3 separate regions of the Homo sapiens genome follow, and regions 2 and 3 are each linked to region 1. Evidence: chromatin contacts called from ENCODE Hi-C or POLR2A ChIA-PET data. All regions are on one chromosome and are shown on one strand. The core of a region is the stretch at or near the end of the contact, and the rest is flanking DNA. Distances in the headings are between cores, read along the strand shown. Region 1 overlaps C5orf67 (chromosome 5 putative open reading frame 67). Region 2 has its middle 32 kb from the start of C5orf67. Region 3 has its middle 86 kb from the start of C5orf67.

Region 1 (2,795 bases), core at 11-2,510:
ATATTTTCCAGAGTAATAAAGAGGCTGATGCAAGACAGTGAAGCATCCAGGGGCTATTTCCAAACAAATTCTGGGAGATACAAAAGCAAATAGACCAATGACAGTTAAAAAAAAAAAAAGGCTTCTATGGGCTACTGCAAATTGAGCTACTTGCATCACTGTGACCCAGTCGTGCCTTATGCCCAGGGATACTTTAGTAACTGCTCTCTTGTGGTTCAGGGAGAATGTAGATGGAAGGTGAGTTTTAAATGTACCGACGTCTTGCTTTTTCCAAAGTTGACTTGATCTCTCCCTTGAAATGCATATGCTAATATGACCCCTGGGAATTGTGCAAACCTACCAACACACCACAAGGTCAGCTGTTTAGACATTGTTGGGTTTCCGTAATGCTGAGAAAATAGCATGGGAGCCCTGCAGGAACCGTGCCATCACTGTGTTTCTCTTATCTGAGCTCGGTTCTCACACTAGCTGGAGCTCTTGCATCTACTGTACAATGAAAACATACTGTGGGAACAACTGAAATTTCATCTCAGGGGAGGAGAAGGGGTGCATTTTCTCCTATTACCCAACTCCATGCTATGCAACCAGTCTCACCCATCCTTGTGTCAAATCCGCATAGCTAATGGAGCATGAGAAGCCTTAAGTGCCTCAGTCTATTTATTGTAAACAGTGAAAGGGTGTAAGCAGCAAACAGGACTTCTAATCATGGAAAGCTGAGTGGAGCTGTGCAAAGGGCTTGCAGGGAAACCCAAGTCCAGAGAGCACAGCTAGTGTGTAATGAACTGCAAGGGTGGCCTCAGGTCTTTTCCTATAAATGAGCGACAGGCAGACTCCTAGGAGCTTTGCAGCACCAATGAGGAGCAGCGAGGCCTGAGCGGGGAATCTGCAAAGCTCAGGAAGTTCTGACTCTATGATGAAAAGACTGAGCAAGAGAAAAGCCCCATTTCCAAATGGAAAAGGTCTAGACATCTAAATCCTTTCCTCTCATTTTTTTTTCTCACCATGATTTCAGCTTGCATTCAGTGGGAGCTGGCAATCTTTCCACTCAGGTCTTGTTCCTTGACAAACACAGTGCAAAAACTGATGCTTAGGCTTTAAACTATGTGGAGCACGCCCAAGGCTACTTTGTAGAAAGCGAAGGTCTGTGCAATGACCTGCTCCCTGGAGCCCTTGTAATAGTTGTTGGGAAGGTCTCAGAGCCAGCAAAATGATCGTTTCTGACTCTGTGGCTGAGGGATGGTGCTGCAAATGTGTGTTCTCTTGGGTTTCACTTCCTCCTGCCAAGATCACTCTGCCCTGCACCCTCCTCTTTTCTTCAAGGGATTAGGGGCTAGACCATTCATTCACTCATTCACTCAGCAAATATTTATTATTTGCTATGTGTCAGGCACTGATTTATGTGCAATGCACAGGACAGACAAAATTGCTCCCTTCATGAAGCTTACATTCTAACAAGAGAGAAGGACAAAGACAAATAAGGAAATGCATAGTTTAATATTGGGCAGTGATGAGTGGCATGCAGAAAAATAAAGTAAGCTAAAGGGACAGAGAGTTATTGTTAGATAAGGTGGTCTGAGATAATCCCTCTAAGGAGATGACATTAGAACCCAGACCTAATGATGTGAGCAAGCCATGTAGACACCTGGGAGAAGAATGTCTCAGGTAATGGAAATAGCACATGCAAAGGCTAACAGGTGGGAACATGCTTGGCATTCAGGAGGAACAGCAAGACCAGTCCTCATGAGAAGCCATGGGGAAAATAATAAAAGATGATATCAGAGAAGCAGGCAAGTGCCTGATCATGTGGGACTCTGGTATGGACTTTGCATTTTATTCTAGGAGGATGGGAAGCCATTTGAGCATGGCCGAGATATCATCTCTATTGCAAAACTTTGTGACTGTCAGTGGCCCTACCCACAGAATAAGACTGAGAGCCAAAGCTCAAACTGGAGAATAGACAGCCAGAGCAGAGTACGACAAGTCATAATGACCACAGCAATTCCAATGATCAAAGCTCAGGTATGACTGCAAGACCAGGAGCATTCTGTGATCCAATAGCCTTTTCTCTGTCTCCTCTTTTTAGAAGGGCCCAGTTGCCACTGTTAGGATGTAGAGAGACAACAGAGAGACATCATATCTATACCTGACAGGCTACAGGTCCCTCCTTGCCATGCACAGCTCTTGTTTGCCTCCCCGCTTTCCTTGCCTGCTCTTCCCAAGAACACCTGAGGCTCCCGTCACAGTGAATTATACATCTTCCCCGACCGTGTTATTCCTCCCTTCCTGGAATGTGCTCATTCTTCTGCCTAGAGTGACATTTTCTGCCTTGTATGCCGGAGGAAAGACCCACTCGTCCTTAAAGAGTCAGCTTAAATAGTATCTCCTCTGTGAAGGATGTACGGTATTTCTGCTGACATGTGTCACACTGCATTGAAGCATAGACAGGTGACACTGGATAAGAATAAATAATGAAGACGAGTTAAAATGTAAAAAAGGTTTTTTGTTAAGGTCAAGGAGATAACACACTCCTGTTGTAGAAGAGGCAGGCCACTTCGAAGGGAATATATGCTCCTAGTGTCATTCATCAGGCGGTAGGTAACTTCTAGGGGAAGAGGAAGCACACCAGAGTGGGAAAGGAACTTTTAGGGGCTGGGAGACATTGGCTAGACACTCAGGCATGTCTGGATCAAGCTGAATTGACTCTGGCCACTGCGATTAGGCAGGAAGCTGGCCCAGGAAGCAATCATGCATCTGGGTTTGTATGACAGTTCAGTTCCCGCTTAAAGTGAATTGGT
Region 2 (2,711 bases), core at 168-2,667, 73 kb after region 1:
CACAGCAACTTGAAAATGTTCCCAACTCCCTCGAAACAACATGCTAATTTAATTTCAGCCAGCAAGACCTCTTTCCAAGTTCCCACCCCACCACCCAAAAAATAGGGTAGCAGGGCTGCCCTGAACATTGAAGCCTCTTGGGGAATTCCCTGACATATCCCAAGGAAAAAGGGTATTGATGCCCAGTTTCAACAGACCTTTCTCACATTCCTGATTCAGAAATCTTACCTAATGTGTATTAGGGTTCTACTGAAATCGGTCTCAAACACCTTATCCAGCAACGTTTGAGAAATCTCTGTGCTACTTGTCCTGCCCACCCCAACCTCAAGCCTTGTCTTCCAGAATGGCTCCACAAAGAGGAGAGAACAGAGACGGATCACCACCAGAGCCTGAGAAGAGGGCCTGTGAAAACTGCCCTCCTTCCAATCAAAAAGGATTTTTTTTTCCTGACTGCTATGTGAATAGAACGTTAAAAACTTGAACTTTGAGCTGTGATCCAATACCTGAAATTCCTTTCATTCCACAATTAAAGATAAGGCTTTCAGTGAAAACACAGCAGGAATGAGCATTCCCCAGACTCTTTAATGCCCAGGAAGAGATAAATGACTGACGTGGGCCATTTCTTAGAGATGGCTTTGGAGGAGGAGGAGGGAAAGGAGAGGTCAAGTGTACTAAAGGAAGAGTGAGCACAGGAAAATGAAAGGCTAGAGGCTTTGAAGAGAATCTCTGCCCACTTCACCATCTGCCCTGAACAATGCCAGATCTAATTGCTTCCAGAACTGCTCCTCACTTTAAAAAACAAAAATCTCCTTTGACCACAAAGCCAACTGCTACAGGTTTTTAAGTGGACAAGGATGTCTTTGGGTGGCATCTACCCAGATGAAGATGAATAGGAAATAGATCCTTATCCAGGTATATTAGAAAGCGACTTCAAAACATGTAATAAATTTGTGCTATCAATCATTATATTACCTCATGAGGTAATATATATGAATATAGCCTTTTCAACTGGGGAGTTCAAAGTGAAAAAGGAACCATAGATTTGTAGAAAACAGCAAAATCAGCTTCCCAAGCACTCAGCAGAGTATCATATGTAATAGAAATCACACACACACACAAAAAGATAAAATCGATACACAGGTTAAAGGAATTTCCAGATTGGTATGATTGTTTCCATAAGTGAAAAAGTGGAATTAAGGATGATATTGAGAATGTGGTAGAATGCAGTCCCTTTTTATTTTCTGAGGAGGTGGGGTGGGAAGCCATTGAGAAAGGCAGAGAAAAAGAATGAGGATTGTGCTCCTGTTTACACACAGCCTGGGTTAATGTGTAATTGACAAGATTAATGGCTGCATAATAATTGCCTCTATTGTTTACTGTCTGGATGGTGGCCAGCCACCTTCCCGCTCTGCCCACCAATGGGTTTGGGTTTGTAAGGAATGCAGTCAGTGGCTGATAGGGTCTGTGTGCCAGGTGTAACCTTGCTAAAGAAGACATTCAAGAATCATACAGGGAGACCTGGTGAGGTTTTGCCATGGCAGGGCATGCCTTCTTCTTGTTGTAAATAGTCTAACTTCAAATCTGCTAGGTGAGCTGTATCAGAACAGGGCCAGGCTTGGCCTGACCTAACTGCTCCACCTGAGAAAGACAAAGAAAATAAAACCTCAGGATGTAGAGAAAGGTCTCATTTCTGTCCTGGCCATACTGTGAACCAAAAAGCAGAGTGTTCCTCTGTGCCATTCCTCGCACTGTCCCGGGCTGTGCTGGGAAGTGCCCACCTTTCCCCCACAGGGATGCACAAATACCTTCCTCCCCACTCTTCCCTGATCTGCTTTCTAAGCTCTTGCCTCTTGTGCACTGTGAGACAAGCAAACAGACCAAGACTCTGGGTCATGAACCCCAGACAGGATTTCCATGGAAAGGTACCATGCGTCCAACCCTTCTCCTGCTGATCTTGTCTTGTCTTGCCTCTCACAGGGACCAGCATGGTTTTATGTACAAAAACAAGAGCTACGTAATTCTCACGTGGCCTTGTTCTCAACTGGGTCACAAGTGTTCTTCTTGATTACCTCAACCTTTGTGGTTTTCCATTCCCTAACAAATCAATTTTAGAGTCTTGACGTCTGAAGAGGCCCTCCTAGGGCTGGTACTAGTCTACCTTTCCTGTCTTCCCTTCCAGCCCAGCTTAGACTGCTTTACTGTGCAGCTCTATTCCTCCTTCCTTCCACCTAGAAGGTCTCCCTGCTACCCACTCTCTCTCAGTATATTCAAATCTAATCCCTCTGGTGCAGACTCCATAGTGTCTCCCTATTATACACTCTCACATCCTTTGTGCTTTTCCTTCATAACACTTACCCCTCCTGTCATTAAGTAATGATTTGTGCAGTCATCAGTGGGGTGGCTCTCTCCCTTGCTAGACAGTAAGTTCCTAAAGACAAAAACTGCACATGCTGTGTTCTGTGATACCTCTCTAAAAGAGGGTCTTTAGTATGTGCTTAAATCAGTTGTCAAGTTAATAACTATATGAATACATGCAAAGACAAGTTCAAAATTTTCACTTCCTTGGTGAGCTCAACCTTCAGCCTCTCCAGCTGGGTATATTCTTGTTAGTCCATCTGAAGTAACAGGGGAACTTTGTGCTTCCCTGGCACTATCATTTCCCTGTTTTATTATCAGTATCTGGGCTTAGTCTTATCTCTCGTGCTTCTCTA
Region 3 (2,775 bases), core at 254-2,753, 130 kb after region 1:
ATAGGGATGAAAAAGGAAACACATAGAAGAAGGATATTAAAGATCAGGAGAGACAAAAACACTTCCAAGAAACCTAAAAAAGTAGTTTCAATGGTAAAGTGTGAGAATCCTTAATGTTAGCAATTTAAAAACCTGTGAGTCCTAGAAAAGGACAATGGGGGAATGATCTCTACTAAGCAGGTGATTTACCTATTTTCTCACTCCATCCTCACAAAACCCCATTAGAGGTTATTATTATACCTATTTTACAGGCAAGAAACTATGTCTCAGAGAAGTTAGCTTGCCTAGGTTCACAAAATGAAAATGTAGTAAAGCCAAGATTCTAATTCAAGATTGTCACCAAAATCCATCCACCAATCTAGAAGTCATGGCTTTCTTTACATCAGTAGATAGTAACACAAGTAATAGTGCAGAGATTAAATCTTTTCTTAGAGTAACGTTTAAAAAGTAACATTAGCATGTCATATTTGTGCCTCTAACATCACAGCCTGGAAATGCTATGTTCTACTAACCTTTACTTTGGGTCAGAAGAAGTTACTGCCAGGCATTACAGGAACTTGGACTTGGGTTTTGGAACAATCAAAGAGTAACTGATGTGGGAAGTCCTTTAATTCTTCCAGTGATAAAAAGATGATTGTACCAAGGGCTCATGTCCCCATTTCCAAGTGAGACAATGTGAGTCCTCACCTGGCAACTATAGTTTATTTTTTCTACCTCATTTTAATTCAGAGTAGGCTTCAGAAGTCCTAGTAAGTATTCAGTTTCATTTCCTTCATTCTTATGTATTTTTTAAAGTTTGGTCATATTTTCAGTATAACTTAGCTCCAAAAATTCTAATAGCACCTCTATTTAAGAATATATCACAAGGTATCCATATGTTGGGGAAATGATAATTGACTAAAAGTTCAAATTCTCTTGATAATTTTCTGTTCCAAGGAAATTGAGTGTGTGTGTGAGTGTGTGTGTAAATACATATATATGGAATATATAGATACTCATTTAGGAGGTACATTTTGCTTTCTCTTAAGATTACAACATAGCTGGAAATTAATTTAATTTTCTTCATCTCTTGTGTGGTTTCTTCTTTTGTTCTACATATTACTTCTTAATCTCCCTACCCGCAAAGGGGTTATAATAGCAAAGTAACTGAACTGATGCCATTTTTGAAGTCCTAACATGACAAAAGAATTTTAACAGTTATCAGAAGTTGATTTGATAGATTTTAATAGATTTAGTTGATTTCAATGGATTATGATTTCAAACGACAGCAAAAAGGGAGTGAGGAGATTGGAAAGGACGAGAACATCAAATTAACAGAATGGAGTTTCCTCAACTGAGATAACTTTTGTTAAAACTTTTTTTAACCCAAAGCTGAATTTACTTTCTATTCATTTCCACACTGAATTATAAACAACACGTTTTGAGGTGTTGTATTTAGATGTTTTTAATTTGGCCAGTCTAATACACAACCTAAAAAGTTTCCATTAGGGTGCGACAACGCCTAAAAACAAAACCAAACAAAACCTTTTCCTGTTCTGCTTAAGGTGGGTGGATCAAAGAATGTTTAGGCAGATAAGAGGGTTTCAGAGGTCGTACAGTCCCAGTTACCCAGAAGATTATAAAGAAGGATTTTTAAAATCATGGCTGTCAAGGGTTTCTTGTCCAAAAAAGCAAGAGAATTCTCCAAACAATTGTTGGTTAATGTCCAACGCAGTTTGCTACATTTCACATCTTCTCTGTCTTCAAAGGCTACAAATTTGAAACTTTACTGGGTAGGAAGGTTTTGAAACTCAAGTTCCATTTATTCTTGGCCAAGCCCAGCCGTCTGGTTCCCAAGATGGGCATGCGAGAGGGTCAAACTGTTGAAATAGTTATTTCCCCATCACCCGAGCTCCCCAGAGGATGAGTTAAAAACAACTTTTAAACAAGTATAGATCTAAAACACAACGAAAAAGGTATTTTGGGTTGTAACAGCCAAGGTCCAAGGTGTCCTGGCTCTGCAGATTGAGCCCCACCTGTCTTTGTGAGTAACTTCTTATTTCCTCCCCAGAGTGGTGGAAAGACATGTTCATTGCCATTTGGAAGCAAGACATAAAAGAAATCACAAAGGGTAAATTAGGACTGCTGCACCACACCGGAACTTAAAGGTTGATTTAATGTTTTTTTGGCTTTGGGGAGTTTTTTTGTTTGTTTTTTTTTGTTGTTGTTGTTGTTTTGTTTGTTTGCTTTTATTATGGTACTCTCTCATAAATATGAACTGAACTTGCCTTTATCAGAGTACAAATAAGAGAGACATTCTGAGATCTTCGGTTTGACTCCTGGGTGAGTCATCCTGCACCCCCACCGCTCGCCCACCAGTCCCCAGGCTGCCATTACATTTGAAAAATAGCAAGCGAAGAATTATCAGAGGGAAAATCTAAACTATAAAGAAAAAACTAGGCCAGGGACAGTGGCTCATGACAGTAATCCCGACACTTTGGGAGGTGGAGCCCAGGAGTTTGAGACCAGCTTGGGCAATATAGTGAGACCCCCATCTCTACAAAACACTTAAAAAAATTAGCCAGGCATGGTAGCACACGCCTGTGGTCCCAGCCACTCAGGAAGCTGAGGCAGCAGGATCACTTGAGCCCAGGAGGTTGAGGCTGCAGTAAGCCATGATCGTGCCACTGCACTCCAGCCTGGGTGACAGAGCGAGATCTTGTCTCAAAAAAATAAATAAATAAAATAAACAAATAAATAAATGAGCAATCTTCCTTTTTGTCCCCTACGCTGCCA

What was found. A loop is a pair of places that touch in the nucleus more often than their neighbours do. ChIA-PET counts read pairs that join two places held with the same protein, here RNA polymerase II (POLR2A). Pooled maps may share reads with other maps.
Region 2: a map of HepG2 shows a loop between it and region 1 (1.9-fold over the local background). The contact joins two enhancer-like sites. A Hi-C loop is called at or near these places in 1 of 168 maps with a recorded cell type or tissue (HepG2) and 1 of 37 single-sample maps with no recorded cell type. POLR2A ChIA-PET finds 5 or more read pairs at or near these places in 3 of 52 experiments (CD4-positive, alpha-beta memory T cell, H1 and Panc1).
Region 3: a loop to region 1 is called in a pooled map, with 2.4 times the contacts of the local background. The contact joins two enhancer-like sites. A Hi-C loop is called at or near these places in 1 of 168 maps with a recorded cell type or tissue (B cell), 1 of 37 single-sample maps with no recorded cell type and 2 of 50 pooled maps. POLR2A ChIA-PET finds 5 or more read pairs at or near these places in 8 of 52 experiments (B cell, CD4-positive, alpha-beta T cell, GM12878 and 4 more).

Annotation. Positions count from the first base shown.
Region 1 is chr5:56,564,656-56,567,450 of GRCh38, forward strand. All of the region lies in intron 1 of C5orf67 (chromosome 5 putative open reading frame 67), which reads right to left. Among named protein-coding and RNA genes, the nearest start is that of C5orf67, 40 kb to the right of the region's middle. Within about 2 kb of position 1,261, at least 3 of the 41 ENCODE cell types and tissues checked have a DNase peak (open chromatin) inside an H3K27ac peak, as active enhancers do.
Region 2 is chr5:56,637,019-56,639,729 of GRCh38, forward strand. No RefSeq gene overlaps it. Among named protein-coding and RNA genes, the nearest start is that of C5orf67, 32 kb to the left of the region's middle. RefSeq lists enhancers at 267-836, 444-738. Within about 2 kb of position 1,418, at least 7 of the 41 ENCODE cell types and tissues checked have a DNase peak (open chromatin) inside an H3K27ac peak, as active enhancers do.
Region 3 is chr5:56,691,033-56,693,807 of GRCh38, forward strand. No RefSeq gene overlaps it. Among named protein-coding and RNA genes, the nearest start is that of C5orf67, 86 kb to the left of the region's middle. Within about 2 kb of position 1,504, at least 3 of the 41 ENCODE cell types and tissues checked have a DNase peak (open chromatin) inside an H3K27ac peak, as active enhancers do.